Regions from separate parts of the Mus musculus genome. Here regions 1 and 2 are each linked to region 3. Evidence: chromatin loops called from intact Hi-C (ENCODE). Cell type or tissue: left cerebral cortex. All regions are shown on one strand.

Evidence for each region. Peaks named below come from ENCODE experiments on the same cell type or tissue, not always from the same donor. Only the 100,000 strongest peaks of a DNase experiment are listed, where the experiment ranks them.
Region 1: it touches region 3 in a loop (7-fold over the local background); 2 of 42 quality-filtered maps call a loop at or near these places.
Region 2: it touches region 3 in a loop (3-fold over the local background); 2 of 42 quality-filtered maps call a loop at or near these places.

Annotation. Positions count from the first base shown.
Region 1 is chr11:75,792,091-75,800,090 of GRCm38, forward strand. It overlaps Doc2b (double C2, beta), which reads right to left and starts at 3,970. Exons shown (of 9, transcript NM_007873.3): 1 at 3,431-3,970. The coding sequence starts at 3,803. Gm12339 (predicted gene 12339) reads left to right here and starts at 3,719. Exons shown (of 4, transcript NR_136933.1): 1 at 3,719-4,028. In left cerebral cortex, no CTCF peak of the experiment used is centred here; a DNase peak (open chromatin) is centred at 4,059; H3K4me3 peaks cover 1,700 bases; H3K27ac peaks cover 327 bases.
Region 2 is chr11:76,280,754-76,288,753 of GRCm38, forward strand. All of the region lies in intron 1 of Nxn (nucleoredoxin), which reads right to left. Among named protein-coding and RNA genes, the nearest start is that of Mrm3, 41 kb to the left of the region's middle. In left cerebral cortex, no CTCF peak of the experiment used is centred here; a DNase peak (open chromatin) is centred at 4,884.
Region 3 is chr11:75,865,805-75,873,804 of GRCm38, forward strand. All of the region lies in intron 4 of Rph3al (rabphilin 3A-like (without C2 domains)), which reads right to left. Among named protein-coding and RNA genes, the nearest start is that of Rph3al, 41 kb to the right of the region's middle. In left cerebral cortex, a CTCF peak has its summit at 4,372; DNase peaks (open chromatin) are centred at 72, 288, 3,390 and 4,200; H3K27ac peaks cover 174 bases.

The sequences.
Region 1 (8,000 bases), 74 kb before region 3:
CGGAGTCTAGAGACAGAGCTGAGACTTTAGCTCCTTTATCCCCCCCCCCAACCCCCACTCCCTGCTTCAAGTCTTTCAGAAGTCCATGGCGTTGAGACATCCTTAGTTTGGCATTTACACCTTTCTATATGATCGCTGTGACCTCATCAGCCCCTCTCCTTTGCCTTAGACACTTGCTCCTTCTACCATGCCTCCACTGGTCTGTGCTTCTGACATTTCCATTCCTCTGCTGCTCCCCTCCCCCAACTCCCCTTAACTCTGCCAGCCTTTTTTCCCCTTCCCCTGCCTCAGAGCTGAGGCCTCTGAGGATGTCTGCCTCCCCATCCCTCATGTTGGGCCTCTTGCTGAGTTTCTGTGACTGTCCTAAGATGAGAGACTGTGGTCCAGCCCATGCCTGGACGGTGTCCTGACACACAATTGGCATTATACTGTTGAATATGATAGAATATGATGGAGGCCCAAAGGCATTCTGGGTGAAGGAAGAGGCATGCACTTCAGTAGCTACGACATGCCATGCCCAGGAGAACCTTCTAGGAAGACCCGACAATGGTTTCCCACTTCACCCTTGCTCCATACCTCCCTGGGCTCCCGTCCTGACCTAGCTGAGTGAGTCATTTGGGAACATGGGCACGTGATGCACTTCTAGCCAATGAGACAAAAGGACAAGCCTCCTGGGAACTTCTAAGAGATTTTCTGGATCCTAGACATGAGAATAGAACATATTTTGTTTAAATCAAATAAGATCTTCTATATATGTGATGCCTGGACCCACAGCAGCCACCTTGGATCATGAGGGTCCCGCTTAGCTGATGGAGTCTGAGAGCATCATTGTGACTAGGTTCTGCATTTGATGTTCCTTATCCATATGCCCTTGGGAATAGAGAACCTGCCCTGGTTTTCAGCCCAAGAGGGAAAGAGCTGACTGAGAGGAAGGACTGACAGAAGCCTCATCACCAGGGATGCTGGAGGGCTGCTCCAGGTTACCATGGTGTCTGCAGCAGGACCTTTGCCTCGGCTGGCGTGAGCTACTTTGAATTGATTTCATGGTACTTGCAGTCCAAAGCCTCTTAGTCATTGCAGCTTTGGGGTCTGCATTCCCTCTGCACATGGGCAGCAGGTAGCTTGGGATACCTGGGAGCTGGGGCCTTGAGTGATGCTGTGTGTTCTTCCCTGGCCTCCTAAGCTCAGTAGGGAATGAGGTGTGTGTGTGTGTGTGTCTGTGTGTGTGTGTGTGTGTGTGTGTGTGTGTGTGTGTGTGTGTGTGTTCATGTGCCCATACTTGCATACTTTGTAGTGACAGGCAAGGGAGGGGCTTTAAAGAGGAGAACATGGCTAAGCAAACAGGCTGTTTTTGCGCCTCTGCTTGGACAACAGAGCAACCGCCCTCATTTCTTTTTGTCCGAACAGATAATCCAATAATTAGAGCAGCAAATAGCATAACCCTGGCTAAAGCCATAATGAACCATCTGGCTTGAATCACTTAGGCTTATTCTAAGAGATCTGGTTGTCAGAGCTCAGAGGGTGCACAGCCTTGGGTGCCAGGTACAGGGTGGTCCTGCTCAGGGTCTCCTCACCTGTGAGAGCTACAATCCTCGTGCTCTTAGCCCCAATGAGATGCCCAGCTTCATACCCACTTCCCGGCTCTGCAAGCTCCAGGCCTCTTCTCCACACTTGTTAGTGTAGCATAGTCGTCTGGGTGTGGCCAGCCCCCAGTTTCAGTTGAGAAAGCTGTATCTAGGATCCAACTCATGTGAACCTGTCTCCAGGGAGGACACCTGTGGCCTGAGCCCAGGGACACAGCATGGTTCTGTTTGCCCCACTCCCAGCTGTTCAAAGAGTGTCCTGAAAACACCGGAGTTGACAGACAGGAGGTGGGGCTTCTGGCTTGCTTTATTCTTTCTGGTGGGTTTCCTCCCTCTTGGTCTTATGTCATCCCTTGAGCTGCTATGGCACCTGGAGAGTGGCCTGTGGCTCAGGCACAATCTTTGTCCACCTGCTCACTCCCTCACCTGCAGAGAGAATGCTGGAAATGGGAATCACTTCTATCCTCTCTTCCCAGGATGACTCTGGATCCCCCAAGGGGGCTAACTGTGGTCTTACTTAGAGCCTCCCTAGAGGGCAGCCAGCCTGGATCCTTGCACAGAGTGCCAGGAATTGGGCAGAAAGTAAATCCAGGGCGCAGCTCTGAAGATTTTAATAAATTCAGCCCACCTAGTTTCCCTCAACCTGCAGGACAGCAGAGGGCAAGGCCTGCTCCCCAGCCTTTATGCTTGTGGGTAGGTTCTCCATATGCCCTGAGTTAGGGGGTCCAGGTCTAGAACGCACACAAAAGGCAGTGTTCCAGCTCAGGCTTGATCCACCTCTGTTGATGGGCTCTCTAAAGTGAACAGTGGAGTCTGTTCCCAGGGTGACACTGTGAACTCCCATCCTTAGCGTCCAGAGGCACATGGTATGCTGGGGAACAGTCAGCCCCTAGCCCAGAGGCCCTGGGGAACGCCCAGACAAGGCATAACTACCAATGTTGCACGGAGGAGGGGCTGCTTTTGCCTTGGGCAAGCTGGGATGGGTCCCCCCAATCCCATGGGCCCATGGCATCTATGACTAGGTTCTGAGGCTGGCTTTGTTTTTTTTTTTTTTTCTAAGTGAAACAGGGTGACAGCTGGGCTGGGGCCCTTCCATGTAGTCACCCCAGCCGCAGCCACAGCCCTCAGCAAATTCACGGGACAGGTGATGTGACTTCTTCCCTCCTTGGCTTCCTGGATGGTCCCTGGTGGGCAGGGTTAGGCATCCTCAGGGACCACACAAGCCACCAGGAGAGGTCCTGGCCTGGCTCGGGAGACCCTGGTGTCTGTTGTCTCCCTGGGGCTGAGTCCGAGAGGAGGGGGCGCGGCTGGGGACCCTCCTGACCGGGGAAGCCGGCGTAACAGGTGGGCGAAGGTCCACGGCCAGGGCCGGCGGGGTCCGCAGATGCGGGAGGAGGAACCGCCAAGGTTTTTCCAAAGGACAAGCGGCCCCGCGGTCCTGGTTCTCGGCCCGCGCACCAGCAGAGCCGTGGCGCGGTGCGGGCCGCCGGGCCCGCCCCAGCTACCGCAGGGTCCCCAGCTCTCCGGGTGGACACCCCGGGACAGCCCGCACAGGGCTCTGGGGCCTGGCGCAACCGCGCGGCCCGCAGCAACTGGTGTCTCTCCGGGGCGCAGCTCCGCCCTTCCCGGGAACAAAAGCCGCCGCCCGCGCAGGAGCTCCTGGCGCGCGGGCCGAGAAGGGGTGCGGGGCGCGCCTCGGGGAGCGGAGGCCTGGAAACGGGGCGCCCCAGAGGACGCCCCCAAACTTCCCAGCTCTCCCGTGCGGTTGTTCCGGGCGGCGGCGGCGCTTGCCCTGCGGGGACCCGGGTGCGGGGAGGGGGCGAGCGGCCGGCGACTGGGAAACTTACTGCAGTCGTCTGACTCGTAGCCGTCGACGTCCGGCTCGTCCTCGGGGGGCTTGGCGGGCGGCCTCGCGGGGCTGGGGCCGGGGCTGGGGCCTGGGCTGGCTCCGTAGGCTCCGAAGAGCTGGTCCACATCTTCGTCGTCGTCGCGGGCGCCGTCGGAGGGGCTGCGGGGGCTGGCGCTGGCTGCGGGAGAGCGCGCGGGGGCGTCCGGGGGCGCGGGGGCGCGGGGCGCGGCGGTAGGGGGGAGGCCCCGCGGGAAGCGGGGAAAATAATCGGAGATCTGCTTGATAGGCCGAATGGGGCCGGGACACACGTCGATGGCCATATGCTCCTGGATGCTGATGGTCGCCTTCTCCCCGCGCCGCCGGAGGGTCATGCAGGCAGCGCCGCGGCGCGCGGCCCGGCCCGGCCCGGTGTGACCCCGGCCCGGGGGCAAGTCAGCGGGTCCCGCGGGGCGCTGCGGGGGCTGCGGTCATCGCCAGCGTGGCCCCCGGACGGCCCTGACGCGGCTGCTGCCTGCTCGGCGGCGGCCGGTGCGAGTGAGTGCGGGGCCGGCAGCAGGGGGCGGGCCCAGCCCGCGTCACCCGGCAGCAACCAAGCGGTGAGTGTGCGGGCTGCGCGCGCGGGCGGGCGGGCTGGCGGGCACGGAGAGAGCGAGGGAGCGAGCGAGCCAGGAGAGCAACCACTTCCTCGCGCTCACACGGCGCGCTCACACACGCGGGAGACGCGCAGGGCCACTCGGAGCCTTTGCCTCACTTAGGCTCGCAGACTGGGTGCCAGCCCATGAGGGGCTGCATTCCACTCTCGTGCAGACACACACAGACACACAAATGTGTGTAGAGACACTCAGTGGAAAAGATCACCCATTCCGGGCTCCAGGCTACAGACACATGCACTGGTGGATGCTAAGGCATGGTGCACCTCCCCAGCATGCAAAATACATACAAGAGACACATGTTCGCAAGGATGCCCAGGGCAGTCTTCCGTGCTGGGCTCAACTCACAGAACCCATAATAGCCATAGAAGCCATTTGGGGATGTGGATAGGAACTCCTCAAAAAATCCCCTCCTTTGTAGAGGCAGGTAGGTAGGCCACAGGATTACCCTGCCAGGGAACAGGCTGTTTACTTCCTAGCAGGACAAGTGTACCCTGGGCTGTCCCAGGACACTGCTGGGACAGTCTGCTTACTTCCTCTCAGGTCACATGTAAACAGGAGCGTCTATGACCTGGGCCAGACTCCTCACTCAGTCCCTGAGTGGCTTAAAAGACCCAGAAGAACAGGCTGGGTGAGAACTTGGACCGGGGCATGGTCAGGATGGACAGAGGGAAGCAGGCCAGGCCAGGGATCTCCTGGGGTGATGACTGAGTTCAGGTGTAAAGGCAAGGTGCTGCCTGGCCCACACTTGTGCCTCCCATGCCAGGCAAATCCCTGCCGCAGTTCAGGGAACAGCTGTGCTGGGAGCAGGCTGCTGCGTGTGCAGATGCATCTCCAGTAAGCCCTGGGCCGGCGAGGATGGAACCCTGTTTACTCTGGTTTTCACTGACGCGTGGGAGAGGCTTATCATTTTTGGCTGTGTCCCTCTTTTGTCAAGGTTCTCAACCCATGGGCTGTGACCCCTTGGCGGACTGTCGATTTCGACCATGGGAAAACACAGAGATTTACATGGCAATTTATAACAGTAGGAAACTTACGCTTATGAAGTGGCAATGAAAATAATTTTACGGTTGGGAGTTGCCACAACACAAGGAACTGTATTGAAGGGTCGCAGCATTAGGAAGGTTGAGACCCACTGCCCTACTGAGTCTAATATGAGAGTGTCAACCCAGAACAGGCTGGGTGAGGACTTGGACTGGGGCATGGTCAGGATGAACAGAGGGAAGCAGGCCAGGACAGGGATCTCCTGGGATGATGACTGATGCAAGGTGAGGGCTGGAGCTAGGAGAGGAGAGGGCCTTCCCTGTTGCTCTCAGTTGCATCATTCAGGTGGGGTCATTGGAGCCCCTGTGTCTCAGTTTTCTCATCTGTCAAATGGGACTAATTCTGATTTCCCAGCAGTGTGGGGAGGCCCTCCATGAGCCTTGAGTATGACAAGATGACATGACTTCCTCATGATTCCTCCTTCCTGTTAGAGACTAGACTCACTGAGAAGAATGGAGAATTGTGTGGTTTCTTTCCCTTCTTTTTGGTTTTCCTGTTTTCTTTGTGGGACTGTGAGTTGAACCTGGGCTCTCTCATACACATTAGGCACACTCTAACCACTAAGCTGGACACCCCAGCCCTCTGTAGTTTTTATTCTGAGAAAGGGTTGCGCTGAGTTGTCCAGAGGGCCTTGAACTCATTCTGAGGTTGATCTTGAATCTGTATCTAGTCCTCTTTAGATTTCTTATTTTGAGACAAGGTCTCACCAATTTGCTCATGCTGGCCTTGGACTCACCCTAACTCAGGCTGACCTTCAACCTCTAACCCCTCTGCTTAGACCTCTTGCAGACTGGATTACAGCCTGCTCCCATGGGCCTGGCTTTCGTGCTTGAGTGATCATGCCTATCTTTGGAAACCATGTCCTCCTCTGCCATCTTTCTTGCATTCTTTTACTGCCCATCGTAGAGCCAGAGATTCTTGTTCCCATTTCACAGCTCAGGAAATTGAGGCCCAGGCACAGAGAACAAATCAGGGTGATTGTTGGTTGCTGAGAACTGCAATTAAGACCTAACAGAGGACTGGATATGGTGGCAAATTCTAGCACTCAGGAAACAACGGCACAAGGATTGCCTCATGTCTGAGGGTAGCCTGGTCTACACAGTGAGTTCTAGACCAATCAGGACTAGACATCAAGACCCCATCTCAAACAACAACTCCCCCAACCCATGTTTCCATTCTCCCTTCCCCTGCCTTTCCTTCCTCACCCTGCAGAACTGAAGCGACTCAGAGTGGAGCTGGCTGCCCAGGTGAAGCCCTGTTCTCAAGGATCCCCATGAGGCTTCTTGGATGGGGACAGCCAGATGGAGTGGGGGTAGGGGTTGAGGGGCCAAGATTCAGGGATTACAGGAGAATAAGCTGGCCTGGTAGTCTGGCTGCTGGGGGAGCCCACTCAGCCTTCTTGAGGGTCTGAGTCTAAGGAGAGAGATAAGAACCTGGTCTCAGAGGCTGTCGTTGTAGGAGGACCGAAGGGGCTTAGACCTTACATACACACACACACACACACACACACACACACACACTGTGACTTTTCCTATGTCAGACGTGTCTACATCATAAAATGATTATGCTGTGACATGGGTATCAAAAAAAGCAGACAGTCTCCACATGTCCTTGGGTGGGTGGGGACAAGAAGAGGTGGTACCATCTTGCAAATAGGGACACTGAAGCTTCAAGTGATCAAGTGTCTGGCAACTGGGACTGGATATAGGAGCCTGGTTATACCAACTCCTGACCCTGTGTTGTTTTTAAGTCCAAGTCTGACTCATGGGCTCATGGGGAGAGTGGGGTGGAGGAGAGTCTGACCAAAAGTGGCTTTCTGGAAGAGCAGCTCACAATTCTCCGCCCTGTAGGAGCTAGCTCTTAGGAAAAATCTAGAAGAAGTGGGGAAAAGGTCTTAGCTTTGAGCCAGGGAACCCTAAGATACCCGCTGAAGAGATGGTATGTGGACCAGGCTCTGGTAGCTGGCAGAATGAAGGCCCATTCTGAGTCGGAGTTTGATCACTCATGAACCCTGCTGACATGGGGTGGGACCCCACAGAGGGAGGTGCGGAAGTACTGTCATCCAGAGAAAAGTCCATTTTCTGGAAAGACCAAGGGTTAGGACTGAGACAGACTTGGAGTCGAAAGCTCCGGTCTTCCGGCCCTTGACTGTGCCTGACTTTGTGTGATTGGCTTCAGTCCGAGATTTAGAAGGAATCTGGATAGAAGATGCCTAGCACACTACCTGGCAGGCAGTCGGCATGCTTGCCCTGTCTCTCCCGTGCATACACCATCCTATGCTACCTGCCTGCCTCAGTTTCTCTCTTGGGTGAATGCAGTCAGTTGCTCTGTCTATTGCCAGAACCAAGTGAGGAAGGACATAGACTAGAAACCTACCGAGAAGCGAATGTTCTTGCCAATGCTGAGTACCAGCTGGCGGGAGGTGGTGGGGGTGGGGTGGAGGGGTGGGGATCTCCACGCAGCTGGATATGTCCAAGTTTAATCAATCATGCTGCTGGGGCTCCGCAGCAGAACTTCCCCCCTCCCCCGGCAAGGTTCAGAGAGTGCAGTTTTCTCTCCCCTGCAGACTCTCTCAAAGGCCCTCTGCCAATAAAACAGACTTCACAAAGGATGGCTGGGCTGTCTGTCCCACCTTGACGAATGGTTATGAATAATGCAGATTCCGGGGCCCCACCTCACACCCACTGACCCAGAATAGGCGAGTGCACTTTCGGATGTGTCTAAACAAACACCTCTAGATTATTTTTACGCACAGCCAAGGCTGGGAATTGCTGGGTTAAAAGGTGCTAATGGCTTGATACCATGATGCCCAAGCTGCAGGTGGCCCCCCATCACGGTTCACACCTGTCACACACACCACTGACAGCACCTCTC
Region 2 (8,000 bases), 410 kb after region 3:
CGATGCCCTCTTCTGGTGTGTCTGAAGATAGCAACAGTGTACTCATATACATTAAATAAATAAATATTAAAAAAGAAGAAGAAGAAAAGAAAATGACAGAAAAATGAAAGGAGTAAGCCAGGATTCACTGCTTGGGAAGGCTGAAACCAAGCTCCACCCTGCAGCAGCGAGGGCCCGTTTCCAGGCTCCCTTGCCAATGCGATTGCTGCTGTCAGTTTTTCCGATCTGACAGGCAAGACACACCTCGCTTTCATTGCTCTCTTATACTCACTGATGTTAGCACGTACACGGCTAATAATACACCGTAAGCACTGACACGGCTAACGACACATCAGGTTTTCTTCTGTTTTAGAATTTGCAAGTGCTGACATTCACTATGCAGCTATAAACTGAGTGCCTACGATGTGCCTTTTCTAAATACAAGAGGCATGAGAAAGAGCAAGGCATGGGTGGGCTGGCAAGATGGCTCAGCAGGTAAGAGCACTGACTGCTCTTCCTGAGTTCAAATCCCAGCAACCACATGGTGGCTCACAACCACCCAAAATGAGATCTGACACCCTTTTCTGGTGTGTCTGAAGTCAGCTACAGTGTACTTATTTATAATAATAAATAAATCTTTGGAGCAGAACAAGCAGGGACTGAGAGAGTGGGGCTGACCAGAGCAAGCAGAGGTCCTAAAAAATTCAATTCCGAACAACCACATGAAGACTCACAACCATCTATACAGCTACAGAGCACGCACATACATACACACACATACATACATGCATACACACACATACATACACACACATACATACATACATCTTAAAAAACAAACAAACAAAGCAGTGGTAGTGGGTACCTTTAATCTCAGGACTCAGGTGGCAGAGGCAGGCAGACCTCTGTGAATTTGAGGCTAGCCTAGAGCTAGTTCTAGGACAGGCAGGCTAAACATAGAAACCGTGTCTTGAAAACAAACAAAGGACAAATCAACCAACCAACAAAAAAGAACAAGGCAGATGAAGCTAGTGCCCTGATAGAGCTCTGACTCTCATGGAGAGAAAGACGATAAATAAGAATAAAAATGGGAAATAATTTAGACATTTATAAAGAACTAGAAAGAATGCCTCCCAGGGGGCTGGTGAGATGGCTCAGTGGGTAAGAGCACCCGACTGCTCTTCCAAAGGTCCGGAGTTCAAATCCCAGCAACCACATGGTGGCTCACAACCATCCATAACAAGATCTGATGCCCTCTTCTGGAGTGTCTGAAGACAGCTACAGTGTACTTACATATAATAAATAAATAAATAAATCTTTAAAAAAAAAAAAAAAAAAAAAAAAAAGAATGCCTCCCAGGGAAAAGGTGAAGTCATGCAGAAGAAAGGCCCAAGAATCACTGACAGGCAGTGAAGAACATCTCCATAAAGATGCATACATACATATACATATACACACATGCACAGCACATACCTAGGATGAATGACATGGGGCTACAGACTTCTGTCATGCAATGAAGCAAGTCACATGTATGGGGAAGGCCACCTGTAGCCCAAGGAACCTGTCAAAAGGCAGGAGGCTGGCTGCTAAGGCTAGAGGGGATGCAGTCAGAGCTATTTATAGCCCTAGTCCCTTACCTACGAGTTTTAAGGAAATAGGGCCAGGGGTGTAGCGCAATGGTAATGATAGGTATGTAGGTGATGATAGATGGATAGATAGATAGATAGACAGGCAGACTGATAAACTGAATGAATGAACCCAAATTTTTACATTTATTTTATTTTAAATTTTGTGTATATGTGTGTATATGTATGTGCAGGTACTCTTGGAAGCCAGAAGAGGGTATCAGATACCCTGGAAGTGGAGTTAAGGGTGGTTGTAAGATGCCTGACTTGGGTGTTAGAAACTTTTTTTTCCAATTTTTTATTAGATATTTTCTTCATTTACATTTCAAATGCTATCCTGAAAGTCCCCTATACCCTCCCCCTGCCCTGCTCCCCTACCCACCCACTCCCACTTCTTGGCCCTGGCATTCCCCCGTACTGAGGCATATAAAGTTTGCAAGACCAAGGGGCCTCTCTTCCCAATGATGGCCGACTAGGCCATCTTCTGCTACATATGCAGCTAGAGATACGAGCTCTAGGAGTACTGGTTAGTTCATATTGTTGTTCCACCTATAGGGTTGCAGACCCCTTCAGCTCCTTGAGTACTTTCTTTAGCTCCTCCAGGGTGTTAGAAACTTAAGCAAGTACTTTTAGCCACTGAACCATCTCCCTATCCCAACCCCATAGTATTTTTTTGAGGGGTGGGTTTAAAAACAAAAAATAAATAACTAACAATGACAGCCAAAAGAAAGTGACAATATCAGGGTCCAGGCAACCTGGGCTCTAAATGCTCGCCCCTTCCTCCTTGGGTCTCAGGAGGATAGCAGGTCATAGCTAGTGTTTCCATTGATTGCTGGATCTTTGTTTCCTAGGACAGGCCTACTGGCTTAGGAGGAAACGGTTGTTGCTTCTGTGCTTATAAGGGACACTGAAAAGCTGGTCCTTTTATAGACTAACACATCATGGTCTAATTTCATGACAATGATTTCTTAGGAACTTATTCATCAGTGAGCTCTGTCTGTGGCTTGCACATTTCTCAGGCTGGAGATCAGAGTCCTCAGCTTGGAAACAGTGAGGAAGACCCAGACACAGACATTCTGACCTTTTCTTTTTTTAATTTTAAAGTTTTTATTTACTTTTATGTGTACGGGTGTTTTTCTTGCATGCATGTCTGTACACCGCATGTATGCCCAATTCCCCTTGGAGGCCAGAAGAGGGTGTCAGCTCCCTGGGAACTGAAGTTCCAGAATAGTGTGTGTTGCTGTGTGGGTGCTGGGAATCAAACCCAGGTTCTCTAGAAGAGCAGTCAGTGCTCTTAACTGTGAGCCATCTCTCTAGCTGTTCTCCTCTTTAAAAACTTTTTTCATGCATATATGCACAACTGTGTGAGTGTACGATACTGTGTGCAGGCCCATAGAGGCCTAAAGAGGGCGTCAGATGCCCTAGAGCTGGAGTACAGTTGGTTAGGTCTCCTGATGTGGGTGCTGGGAGCCACACCCAGGTCCTCTGAAGAGAGGATACCCTCTTAACCAATGTGCCACCTCTCCAGTGCCTTGCCCCTATACCTGAGTCAGATCTTGTTACCTGAACCAGAAAGGTGGCCTTCAGATTGAAGCGGCCGTCTTTGCCTGTGCCGAGAGCCTCTATCACACAGAATGGCTATGTGAAGTGCTTCAAGAATGACTCACTCGGCCTTAAAGCCTGCGAAGTCTCCCAGAGGCCCCTGAAAACAGGCCTCTTAACCATTTGAGGGATACAGAGGCATTCCTGCCACAGAAATGTACATATACAGAAAGTCTGTGTGTAATGGAGCTCATGAACCCTGAGGCCCACTAGTGGGCTCTGCAGGACTACAGTATGCGTGGGTCCCAGATAAAGACCCTTTGTCCCAAGAGTTCATGGTATACCAATCTTGACTTTGACTCAAAAGGAAAAGCTGTGACACCTACCACCTCTCTGTCTGTCGTTCAAAATGTCCAACATCGGCCTAGAACCTAAGACACAGCACAGGAAGGGTGGGCCAAGGTCCTGGTGCCAGCATCCAGAGTCCTTTCCAGGTTGATGAATGTCTACAGTGACCAGATCATCCTTCGTGTTAGTGGTGGTGGTAATGTCTAGATAACTCAGTGCTGTGAGCTAAGTGCACTTTTAAAAAGGCACCCCCAGCAGCAGTAGTGGTGCACATCTTCTACATTCAGGATGTAGAAGCAGGTGGATCTGTGAGTTAGAGTCCAGCCTTTGTCTACACAGAGTTCTAGGACAGCCAGGGCTACATAGAGAGACCCTGTCTCCAAATCCACCCCGCCCCCAAAGTGAGCTCTTATTCTTCTCAGTATTACAGTGAGATTTCAGGGCTGGGGGTACTGAGGACTGAACTGAAGACCCCATGTATTCCAGGCGAGCGCTCTCTACCACTGAACCCCAACCCCCACATCTAATCATTAGCATGCCATCATCATCTAAGAGATTCATCTGGGAAGAAACACATCAGCATGGAAAGAAAACAGGTCACCAAGTGGCCGGGCTGTCATCTTGGCCCTGAACCTGACTAGACTTCCGTGGACAGGTCACTCGGAGCACATAATACCCACTGCAGGGTGTTTCGGCCCAAGGAAGGCATCACATGTGGAAACACTTGGGTTTTCAAAGCCACGTCCACGCGGGACGCTTCACTAATGCTGGGACCCCGTTTATGATTACATCCCCTTGTCTTGTCAGCGCCCGCTTCAAAGACCCTTTCCGTGTCAGCTTTGTTTTACAGTTAATCAATCAGCTTCACAGTTAGCAAGCTGTAAATGAGATGACTTACGGAAGGGGGTTCCTTCTGGACGCAGTTACTTTGTTATAGGCATCTTATGCAACACTAGACATTTGGAAGCCCTGTTTTATGTCGCCTGTTTGCGGTTGCCTCGTAACTCCTTACCCTTACTTTCGGATCTTCTGATTGTGTGTGTGTGTGTGTGTGTGTATATGTGTGTGTGTGTGTGTGTGTGTGTATGTATGTATATATGTATATACGTATGTATATATATTTGCACACAATGTTTTTAAAACTCATATATATACACATATACACATACATACATATATATATATTTTTTTAAACAGTGGTATTATAAGCTGGGACTACAGGCCTGTGGCGTGTGTCCTCACACCCTGCTGTAATGCTTTTCTGCTTTTGCCTCTGTGGGTTTTGCTAAGAGAACCCTGACACCACATCTGACTCTGGAAGGAATTCCTCCTTGGTTTCCTGCCTCTGGCTGAATGACTAAAAGCTCGGAAACTCAGCACAGCCAGCCTCAGGCGGGCGTGGGAGGGAGGTGCTGCTGAGTCAGGCCCTTCCCATCCAGCTGCCTTTGAACCCCAAGCCTGGATGGAGGGTGAGAGCTCATAGTCCACTGGATTCGGGAGATTTTTCTTGAAATGGTCAATGGCAAAAGTTAGCGTTTTAATCTTGTAAGGTGCTGCTGGGGTCAAACCTGGGCTTTGATGTGCCAGGCACCAGTGCCCCTGAACTACATCCCAGTGCAGCCTATGCATTTTTAAAAAGGGTCACATACACAGCCACTGCTGCGGTTGGAAAGTGCAAAGGTCTTTCATGCCCACATCTGCCCTCTCTCCAGTGACCATCCTGGCAAAGAGCCACCCAAGGTTAATTCTGTCAGCACCTGTCACTCACAGGACCTCTGTCTTCCAGCTTCCTAAAGGCCAGGTGACTGCAATAGAGTGTCACAGCAGACCCCTAACACTCAGAGATCTAAATGTTAAAATATGAATGATTAGGACTGGGGAGAGGCTCACTAGGTAAACAGTGCTTACTGTGATGGGATTCCCCCAGCACCAGCTGGAGTAGATGCAGCTATAGTTTCAACATGGCGGGGCCACAGAGGATCACTGGGTCTCAATGGCCAGCATAGTCAAAACAAAACAAAACAAAAACCAAAAAACAGCAGGACATCTTATGTCCTTTTCTGTTCTACCTACATACCTACCCACCTGCCTGCATGCATGCATGCACATACATGTACACACACATATGTGTGCATGAGTAGTCATATAGGGGCCCATGCAACCCCTCTCCTCTCACGAATATATACACCACCTGTAGACTTGATCTTTACCCACCCACAAATAAACAAATATTGATGGTTTGACAAAGTTAGAAGCAAGGCAAATTAGGAAAGAAACAAAGAGGCAACATTAGCTCAACTTGGCAGAAATCACAAGGGATGACTAAACAGGCTATCCGGTTTCTAGAAAATTCCTGCCATGGGCCTGATGGCAGGTTCTGATTCCATGGTTGCGGTTGGAACTATCAACCCAGAGATGTTGGCCAGAAAACCTCTGATAGTGAGCCATGAGGCAACGCTATCACAGGGGGCAGGCCTGGAACTTGTGAGCTATACGGATGCAGACAGCAGAGACTATCTAAACCACTCACTCCATCAGCCAGCACCACAGACGATGCTGGGAAACACAATGTGGTGATTTCTGAGAAAGCTCAGCTCCTGAGTGTGACCCCCCCCCCCCCCCAGAGCTACTCCCAGGCTAAGAACTGCCCCTGCCTGCGATTGACAAAGGGGCTAAGCTTTTATTTCTCAACAGCTGCTGCAAATCTGTGGGATGAAGCCAAAGCTGACCCAGATGTAGGATGAATCAGCAAACTACGTGGTCAGGTCAGCCAGAGCCTTCTCAGCCAAACGCCCCCTGCCCTTCCACCCAGTGCTGACTATAGTTACAAACCACCTTTTCTGTGCGAGGCGCTCAAAAACACACCCTTGAGTGGGTCCCACCTTCCTAAACTAACACAGCCCACACCGTTGCAGAGAGCCAGAGGTAAAACTCCCCTTCCCCCACCTCCCAACATACCTTACAGGATCTCGGGCTAGACTGCCTGTGTCAGCCACTCAGTGACCTCAAGCAAGAGAGAGCTAACCTTTTCCTGAGCTCCTCCATCTGTAAAATGGGGTAACAGGTCCTACAGTCATGGACTGGTGAAGAAAAGATGAGTTGCTCCCAGTGCTTAGACTAAGGCCTGACCCAGGTGAGCGGATGTGCAATAGACCAGTCTCAGTGTTGTCACGCCAGCTCCACCCCCACCTTCCAGCTGCTCCTGGAGGCTTTGTTCTAGTCCCAGAGGTCACCCCAGACGTTTGATCCCCTTGCTCGACTTCCAGGATGTGATCTAGATTGAGGTGGAGCTGCTGGCCAAGGGCAGTGCTCAGTGTGTCGCGTATTCCGTGAAAGCTGCGTGAACTGACTGATGGGGGAATGGAATGTGGGGATGGAGGTCAGTTAGACCGGGGACCTGACTAAGCAATCAAGTCAGGCTCTTTAACACATAAATGATCTGCTTCGAATGCCAGTGTGATCGGGGCTCTTCTCCCTTTCTCTAATAATGCCCTGCCCCCTTCTCATCCCTCCTTTTACTGGAGTCAGCACAGAGAACAAAGTAGCGCGTGGGTTGGGTCAAGATGGTCAGATCCATCACTAGCTTATGAGAATGCAGCAGCCTCCCACCATGCAATTACAACACAGGATTTGGAGGCGGGGGTGGGGGTGGGGTCAGGGTCACATCCAAGCTGATCAAGAACTCTCTATGTAACCCAGGCTAGCTTTGAGTTTGAGATCTTCCTGTTCCTGTCCTAGTCTTCTAGTCTTCTGAGTATATAATAGGACTCTGTGGGGCTTAGACCATATGCACACATACCCCATAAAGCTGATGGTGCCGCCTGCCAGAGAAACAAGCAAAGGAGACAAAGAGAAGACGGGCTTAATTGACTATGCCAGGGCTCTGCATGCTAAATAAACCTCCTACACGTGCCCACCTCCACTGTAAGAGGGGTGTAGGGAGTTACCAGAACTGCATACATGGGTGATTTGGTCCTCGTCAGTGAGATCTTTAGTCCGAGCCCAGTTTGTGGGAGGGTGGTGTGGAACAGTAAAATGGTCTGGCCTGGGTCTGCCCAGACTTTGACCCTGTGGTACATTAAGTGGGTGATCTTTGCATCTGTCACATCATCTTTCAGAGCCTCAGTTTCCTCAGGAGAAAAATGGAATTATAATATTGCTTCACACCACACTGTGAGGATTATTAATGTTTTATACTATGGCTTTGTGCACAAGGCTCTGGGTTCTATCCCCAGCACCACCACAAAAACAAACAAACAAAAAACACTGCTAGTTCTTCTGGACCAACAATGATGTCACCTCTGACCTTGGCCTAGCACCTCTGTCAGCTGCAGGTTCCTTGTCCTGGTGGGGAGGGAAGGAAGGACATTACCTCTTGGGCCTTGTATATATCTATTTGGGATACCTTCAGACACAACAGACAGGGTGACACCCCTACCTGGTAAAGGCCAGGTCCCTCTCTGCCTGGGGTGTGAGCACTCAAAAGTCTCAAAGCTTCGCTTCCCT
Region 3 (8,000 bases):
GGTCCAGAGGCCTGTCTCCACGCTCCTTGGCTGTTCCCTACCAGCTCAGCAAACCCACAGGGATAAGACTCTCAGCGCCTCCTATACCATGGATTGGCAACACTTCGAAAATGCTTCCCCTTACTCTGAAACCATAAGCATCGTTAAATCTCTCTGAATGCACTCTGACCTCCCCTCCCGTTTCTGCCACAGGTCTCTGGGAGCATGCTCAGGTGGTGTTTGGCGGGGAAGCCATGCTCTGGCCCCAGATGGAGTGGGCTGCACGCAGGAAATGAATAGAGGCTGTGAGCAGAAAATTGCACAGGCCAATTATAGCAAGCCAGGTCTTCTCGGAGAAGCTTCTCAATCTTGATTCAATTCCCAGAACAACAAATATGCCAGTGTTTAAACACAGTCCCAGCCGAAGCGACACTACTGGCCCCTGGGTGGCTGAGCTCTCAGGTGGGGGAGGATTGGGGTCTTAAATACTGGGACGTGCTTCTCAATGGTGCGTGCAGTGAGCGCTTCATTTTCAATCTGTTTTGTTTCTTTTGGGAAAACCTCTAATTCTGAGGCCCCTCTATCTTCCTTACTCATTGTTCCATCGTTCAACTAGGTTATTTCCTTTTTTTTTTTAAATCCCATTTTTTTTTTCTTAGGAGATCTTACAGACTTCTCTGGGTCACTAATTCAAGCTTCCTATTTTGTCTAACTTGGGGAATTTCGGGTTGTCTTTAGATGTGTACTGGTGACATCTAACATGCACGCAGAGTTTATTCTGTACACAGCACAATTCAGAACCGTCTTCATATAAACTCACCAAGTATTACTGAATTGAGGAAGCCCCTGGATGGGAGAGCAACACCAGGCATCCCAGGGTCACACCACAGCTCCCTGGTCCTGGTAGCACCACCTTAGACCTGTCACCAAAGGCCCAGATCATTCACCTAGTTGCAAAATGGGAACACTAATAGTCACCTCTGATCCTTGTGTCAACCCTGCAAGAAGAACGTAGCAAAGGCTGCTTTCCTGGGCCACAAGGACTTTTTGGCAGCCCTATGGGGTGTATGTTTCAAATTGTTTATTTAGGAAAGGAAATGGGGTGTCACTTCAGGGCTAGGCACCAACTAGGAAGTCAATAAATACTTCCTAAAGCAAGGGTCTACCCTCAACTCCCTAGTCCCCATCTGTGAGACAGCTGGCCAGCAGGAGGGGCACAACTGTGCCAGCCAGTGGCATTTGGCATCTGAAAAACAAGCTGGAAGCTTGGATCACGTTTTATTCAAATTAGTGCAAGAGAGAGACCAAATTCAGACACTCCCTAGAGGTACAGGTATGACAAAGCCAAACCACGACCACACAGGCCTGACAGACAGAGTGGGAGGGACCAGAAGCGATGCACCATCAGGCTGAAGTCACACCAGCTGGGAACGTAGGTACCATGTACCCTGGTGTAGTCAAGGTAAATCTCACAGATGATAGGGTCCCCAGTGATGTCCGCTCCTGAGTGTATTCCTAAGGGTGGCTTAATAACTTAAAGCACTCAGTAAATGACACAACTAATTGAAGACTTGCGGGCCAGAGACCCACCTCCAGAAAGGACGATGCTGACCTACTGAGTGCTGAGGCTTTGGGGACCATGCTCCAGTATTTGCCTCAGAAGACCCCAGCACTACAAGGTCGGGAGCCTCAGGTCTCTGGACATGATATGCGACTGAGGATTTCCACTGTGTTATTCTGGTCTTTGCTTAGATGCCCTTTAGCCTCCCCATTATACCTGCCTCAAGTCTATGCTGAAACCCAGCCTTCTGGAAAGGACCCAGTGACATTTGCCTTCCCTGTCACCTTAACTGGATTTGGAGTCCCCTAGGAGATGCGGCTGGGGATGTAGCCACAAGAGTTCTCTAGGGAGGCTTAACTGAAGAAGGAAGACCCATCCTAAATGCAAGCAGTACTGTCCAAGTTGATAAAAATACTGGGCGCCATCAGAATTCTTTCGCTTCTTGACTACAGACACAGCGTGACCAGCCACCTTGAATTCTATCCGCCTTGCCTTCTCCCTCCCCTGCTCCCCCGCCCCATGCCAAGATGGACAGCGTACCTTCAAATGGTGAGACAAAATGACCCCCTTTACTTTTGGGAGTTGCTTTTGTAGTCACGGATATGACTACATTAAAAGTAAAATGGCACATGCACTGGCCTGCCCAGTTATTTCTCAACTGTGGTAACAAAATCTACAACCGTAACCAGTTTTAGCCTTACAGTTCAGCACTGTTAACTGCAAGCACACTGTTGTGCCTCCACCCTCCATCCACGGGGCTCCAGTCACCTTCCAAACTGAAGCTCCGCCCCATATCATGCGAATCAACCCCCCCTTCCCCGCCTCAGCACCCCCCCCCCCAAGCACCAGTACCTGCCATTCCCCTCCCATCTCCTTGGATAGCTCTAGCTATCTCTCTTAAGAGCAATCCCCCAGTGTTTGTCCTGGTGTGACTGGGTTTCTGTCACCCAGCACCTAACCTCAAGGTTCATCCATGTGGTAGGCTGTGTGACAATGTCGGTCCCTCGGGAGGCCACATGAAGTGAGTGGTGTGTATAGTGCATTTCACTTAGCCACTTGTCCTGAAGGCACTTGGGTGGTCTTCTCCTTCAGTCCCAGCGAACGCTACTGCCAGGCATATGTGCGTGCAGTATCTGTGTGAGCCCCTGCTTTTAACCCTTGACATTTCAGCTAAATCAGCGGCTGCAAATATCCACCATCTAGAATGCTAGATAATGGGCTAATTCTACAGAAATACCTCGAGAATCTGCCACACTCCTCTACAGCAGCCCCACTGTTCTGTATTTTTGTCAGCAGTGCACAGTGGACTGGGTCCAGGTTTACCACGACACTGCTTGCTTTAGGACAGCCACCCTGATGAGTGTGACATGGTGACATCCTCTTCAGTTCTGCTCCCTCCACCTTGTGCTAGCTTCCTTTTCAGTATCCAACAGATGATGCCATTTGTGCTAGCTGGTTATGTCAACTTGACACAAGCTAGAGTCATCAAAGAGGAGGGAGTCTCAACTGAGAAAATGCCTCCATAAAGATCAGACTTTAGGCAAACGTGTAGGGCATTTTCTTAGTGATTGATGAGGGAGGGCCCAACCCATTGTGGGTGGTACCATTCCTGGGCTGGAGGTCCTGTAAGCTATAAGATGGCAGGCTAACAAGCCACGTGAAGCAAGCCAGTAAGCAGCATCCCTCCATGGCCTCTGCATCAGCTCCTGCCTCCAGGTTCCTGACCTGCTTGAGTTCCCGTCCTGACTTCCTTTGATGATGAACAGTGATTTGGAAGCGTAAGCCACAGAAACCCTTTCCTGTCAGCTTGCTTGGTCATGGTGTATCATTACAGCAATAGCAGCCCTGACTAAGACAGCCTTCCTTCCTTCCTAGCTTGCTCACGCTGTACTGTAAGTTTCTCACCTGTGCTAAGTGAGAGCTTAGGAAAGGGACATTTGGATGCTTTGCTCATTACTGTTTTCTAAGAGTCTGAAACAGTATAGGCACATAGAAAATACCCAAGGAAGGAAGGAAGGAAGGAGCGAATGAATGAATGAATGAATGGCTACAAGGCAGTCTTGTTAGAGTGCATTTTGGAAGAAGACACAGCTAGCTTTAACTCCTGGCTCCATTAATCACTCCTTGGGGTCTTTGGGCAAGTGACCTTTCTTTGAGCCTCAGCTATTCCTTCTGTCATGGGGACAAAATCCTGAGTCCCTTGCTGGGCTTCTGTGAGGAAGATGGATGTGACCAACATCTATTGTCATTATTAGCCTTTCTGGTGTGTGTGTGTGTGTGTATATACAGTTACCACAGAGGACTATGTTGGGGTTGTGGTGAAGTTCTTCTCTTTGGGATCTGTTGGCATCTCAGGGTAAAACTTCCTATGCGGGGGCTCAGACTGGCACTTCAAACAAGTGACAGGAAGGTGGGAGTGGGTCAGTCTGTCTTCGAGGATGCTACTGGTGGGGGCGTCCAGATAGGCAAACTGCTCTGGGACCTGGTGGGTGCCAGGAGCCTCCTCCTGCTGCCACTTGTGCCTGTGTGGGAGGCCAGGAGATAGCTGCGACCGGGGGCTGTTTGACAGAGCTGCGGCAGCGTGGGAGGTGACCAACAACACACTGAGGAAGTGTGGCCACCCAGGTCCCCCAGGAATGTTGCTACAGCAGCTGAGAGCAAGCCAGGGACAGATGGTAGGGTACTCAGGCAGCCACCTGTCCCTGCAAAGCCACCCACTCCTCAGTGCGCTCACGGGCCTGTGAAAGGGGCCCTCAGGCAAAGCTGTTTGCAGCAAGAATCCAAACTGCAAGCAATGGAGACATTCAGCATGGTGAGGCAGATGGCAGCCTGCAGTGACACAGGCCGCCAGCCAGGGAGGCAGGTGCTGAGGTGCTGGGCTCAGCAGTCACAGGCAATTGGATGGGGATTGGGGGGTGGGGAGGGGGTGGGGGCTGTCCCAGACTCTCCTGTGAAGCCCAGGTGAGGGACAGCTCTGCCAGTGTATGACCCTATTAGAGTACCACTCACCTCCAGTCTGGGTGGGCTCAAACAAAAGGCACTTTCCTATCTTCACTTTCCCTATTCTGTGAAGAGTGAGTGAGGGGAAGTGGGTATACCCCAGCTTCAGTGGGCATGGGCCCATGGGCCCCTAGTCAGGATCACTAGTGATAAGACTGGGAAGCAGATCAGAGGCATGTTGCGGGCAAGAGGTTATGAAATGGTCAGAGCAGGCACTTCTCTTTGCCAATTCCCCTTTGGATCAAAAAGCATTACTTAAACACCTTTCTGTGCAAACTGCTGCGGGAAGCCGCAGTACTGTCAGCGGGTGCAGGCTCTGCCTGGGTCTAATCAGGATTGTGTGTGTGAAAGCACAGGAGACTGCCAGGGTAAAGAAGAGCGCTCTAATTGTATTAATCAGCTTTCAATTACTTACAAATTGCTGTTCACCCCTTCTTAGCTCATCCCCTTGGATAACAAAGCCTGCAGCTTTAGCTTCTACCTGTTAGAGGCTGGGGGAATGGTTTCAAGAATGCAGGGGGATCTAGATTCTAATTAACCTTTCCACTGATTGCAGGACAGCTTTGGGTGAATCATGGCTTTTGATTTTTTTTTGCTTTTGCTTTTTAATAGATGGGGAAGAAAGGCTACACAGTACATTAATTTTCAGTTTGCTACCTTTAGTGCCAAGTTTAGAGCCTCCAGGGGGGTCTCCTCCAACCCCAAGTGACATACCGGTGGAGACCTGTGAGAGGTGGAACTAAAGACTGCAAGCAGGGATGAGGCTGTAGCCAGGCCTGCCTGCCTAGCATGTGATGGAGGGGATTAAGTGTGTGATGTCACACTCAGGCCTGGCCTAGCAGAGTGGTCTGTGGCACACAGAGCCATCCTTTGTCTTTCATCCCTGCTACCATCCTCAAGAGATGAGATTCCCAGACACAGCCGGGCTGGCAATGTAAATTGCATCTGGGATTTACCTCAGTCGGGCTCCCACCCAGGGGAGCAGAGCCGGGGGTGCAGAGGAGATGGCACAAAGAGGGGCTAATGTCCTTGGGGCCTGACCCCTTTCTAATGGCCACAGAGAATCACAGGCGCTGCTTCTGAGACGTAGAATGACACAGGTAAAAGTTCCTAGCAGAGAAGGGGATGTGAGAAGTTTTCCTACTGTTTCCAGGTCAGCCTTGGTCTACTGGGCTCCATGCATCAGAAGACTAACGACCAGGGGAACCTTGAACCTGGGAAAACTGACATAGACGCGGACAGGGTAGGGACAACTCTAGAGACACCAACTCACAGGACACATGGGAACTGCATGAATGTGCTTGCCAGGTTCAGAGGGAAATGGAGAGTCATTCAGCGTCTTGAAAAGATGAATGCTGGTCTAGGAAACAGAGCCTGGAGAACAGATTGAGTGTTTTGAGGCAGGAGGATTGAAAATTAGAGGCAAACAAATAGTAACCCAAAAGGAAGGCTGTAGACCTGGGCAGAAAGGGAAGAAATGAAAATGGGAGGAAATAGCAGCAGCTGAGCCTGCACTGGAGGCAGGAGCCAGGAGCCAGGAGCCAGGAGCCAGGAGAGTGACAGCTGAGTGGCTGGAGGGGGACCTGTGCCTAATGCTCATAAGAGCATCAGTTGGCTTCTCTGACATATAACTGGGAGTCACATGAAGTCAAAGATGAGCATGTATTATGGCCTAAGAGAAACTCTCTTCTCTGTTCCCAGGGATAACTGAGTGGCTAGTGGAGGATCGTTCCTAACAGCAAAGGAACAGAGACCCTGAAATCACCAATGGGAGAAAAAGGACTAGAGGGAGATTGCAGGGGAGAGGGTCCACAGCAGGAAATAGAGACAGGCAGGACAAATGCATATGCATGCATTGACATGCTCAGTTTCAGAATCACAACATTAGAGCAGCCAGCTCAGAAAATGAAGGCAGGACGCTGCACTCAAAGGCAGATGTGTCCTGACCACACGCTTGACTTGGGTACTGGCTAGTTCCTATCAGTTCTATTATGACCCTTCAGGCACACATGGCTGTAGAAATTGTTTTTGACATGGAGTCTTGCTATGCTCAGGAAAGACTTTAGCTTCCAGACTTAAGCGCCTCAGTGGCTATGGTATGGGTGCATGCCGTTGTGACCATCTTCCTGCGTAGATGTCAAGATTCCCAGAATTGTTTATATCTTGAACTATGCATTGAGTACGGGTGTGCACACACAGCACAAGTGCCTGCAAATGCTAGAGATGTCAGAACCCCAGGAGCCTGGGTTACAAAAGGTTGTGAATTGGGATGCAGAGATGCTCGGCAGTTAAGAGCACTGCCTGCTCTTCCAGAGGACCTGGGGTCAACTCCCAGCACCCAAATGGCAGCTCACAACTGTAACTCAAAGATCTGACATTCTTGCACAGACGTACATCCAGGCAAAACACGAATGCACATTAAATAAAAATGATTTTGAACTGTCCATCCTGGGTTCTGGGAATTGAACTTGGGTTCTCTGCAAAAGTAGCCCCCCCACACACTCGTAACCAATGAGCCATCTTTCCAGCCCTAGTGTATCTCTATTTTAATGTGTGTATCCATGTATGTATGTATGTATGTATGTATGCATGCATGCATGTATATTTGTTTGCAGTGTGGGCATTGAACCCAGGGCTTGGAATGGGCTGTTATTAAGTGTCTACCACTTGAGCTACATCTCCAGCCTCAAGACTCTTTCCCTTTTGGCTGTTCATGCACTTGTATTGATATAAAAACTAGCAAAGTACTTAAATCAGATATTAAAAAGAAAAATCAGTATCATGGGTGAAAAGCTTTAAGGTTTTCCAGGATGGAGGGAAACATGAGTTGAAAGAAGTGGTGGGCATAAGGCAGGAACCAAACATGTTAACAGAGACTCCTTCCTGGGTCAGATATCCAAATACGAAAGTGCTAATGCACGTGTGTGTAGGTGTGTGTGTGTGTATGCATGTGTGTGAGACTATGAATGCACAAAGAGGTCAGAGGTCAACATTAGGTGTCTTCATCTATTGTTCTCCACCATTTTTTCTTGTTTTAATTAACCAACCAGATTTATGTATCTATAATAGCACAATTTACAAGATGCCAATGCAATAATTTCAGAGCCAATTGATAATGATAGAAGCTTTATCCCAATACTTCTAACCTTGTGAAATCATAGCTACTTGTCTCTGGAAAACGCCATGTGGGTACATGTCCTCAGCCACCTTGCTTCTTCTCCTCTGAGATGCTCTCCCCTCCTCTCTCCACCTTGTTTTTTAAAAACAGAGTCTCTCCTTGAACCTGGAGCTCACTGACTGCCAAGCCAGCTGACCCGTGAGCTCTAGGAATCCTCTTTCCCTGCCCCAGCACTGGAGCTAAGGCAGCAACATGCCAAGCTTCTCACATGTATGCTAGGGATCTGAACTTGGGCCCTCGGGCTTGTGCGGCAATCTTATTAGCCACTGAGCCGTCCCCCAG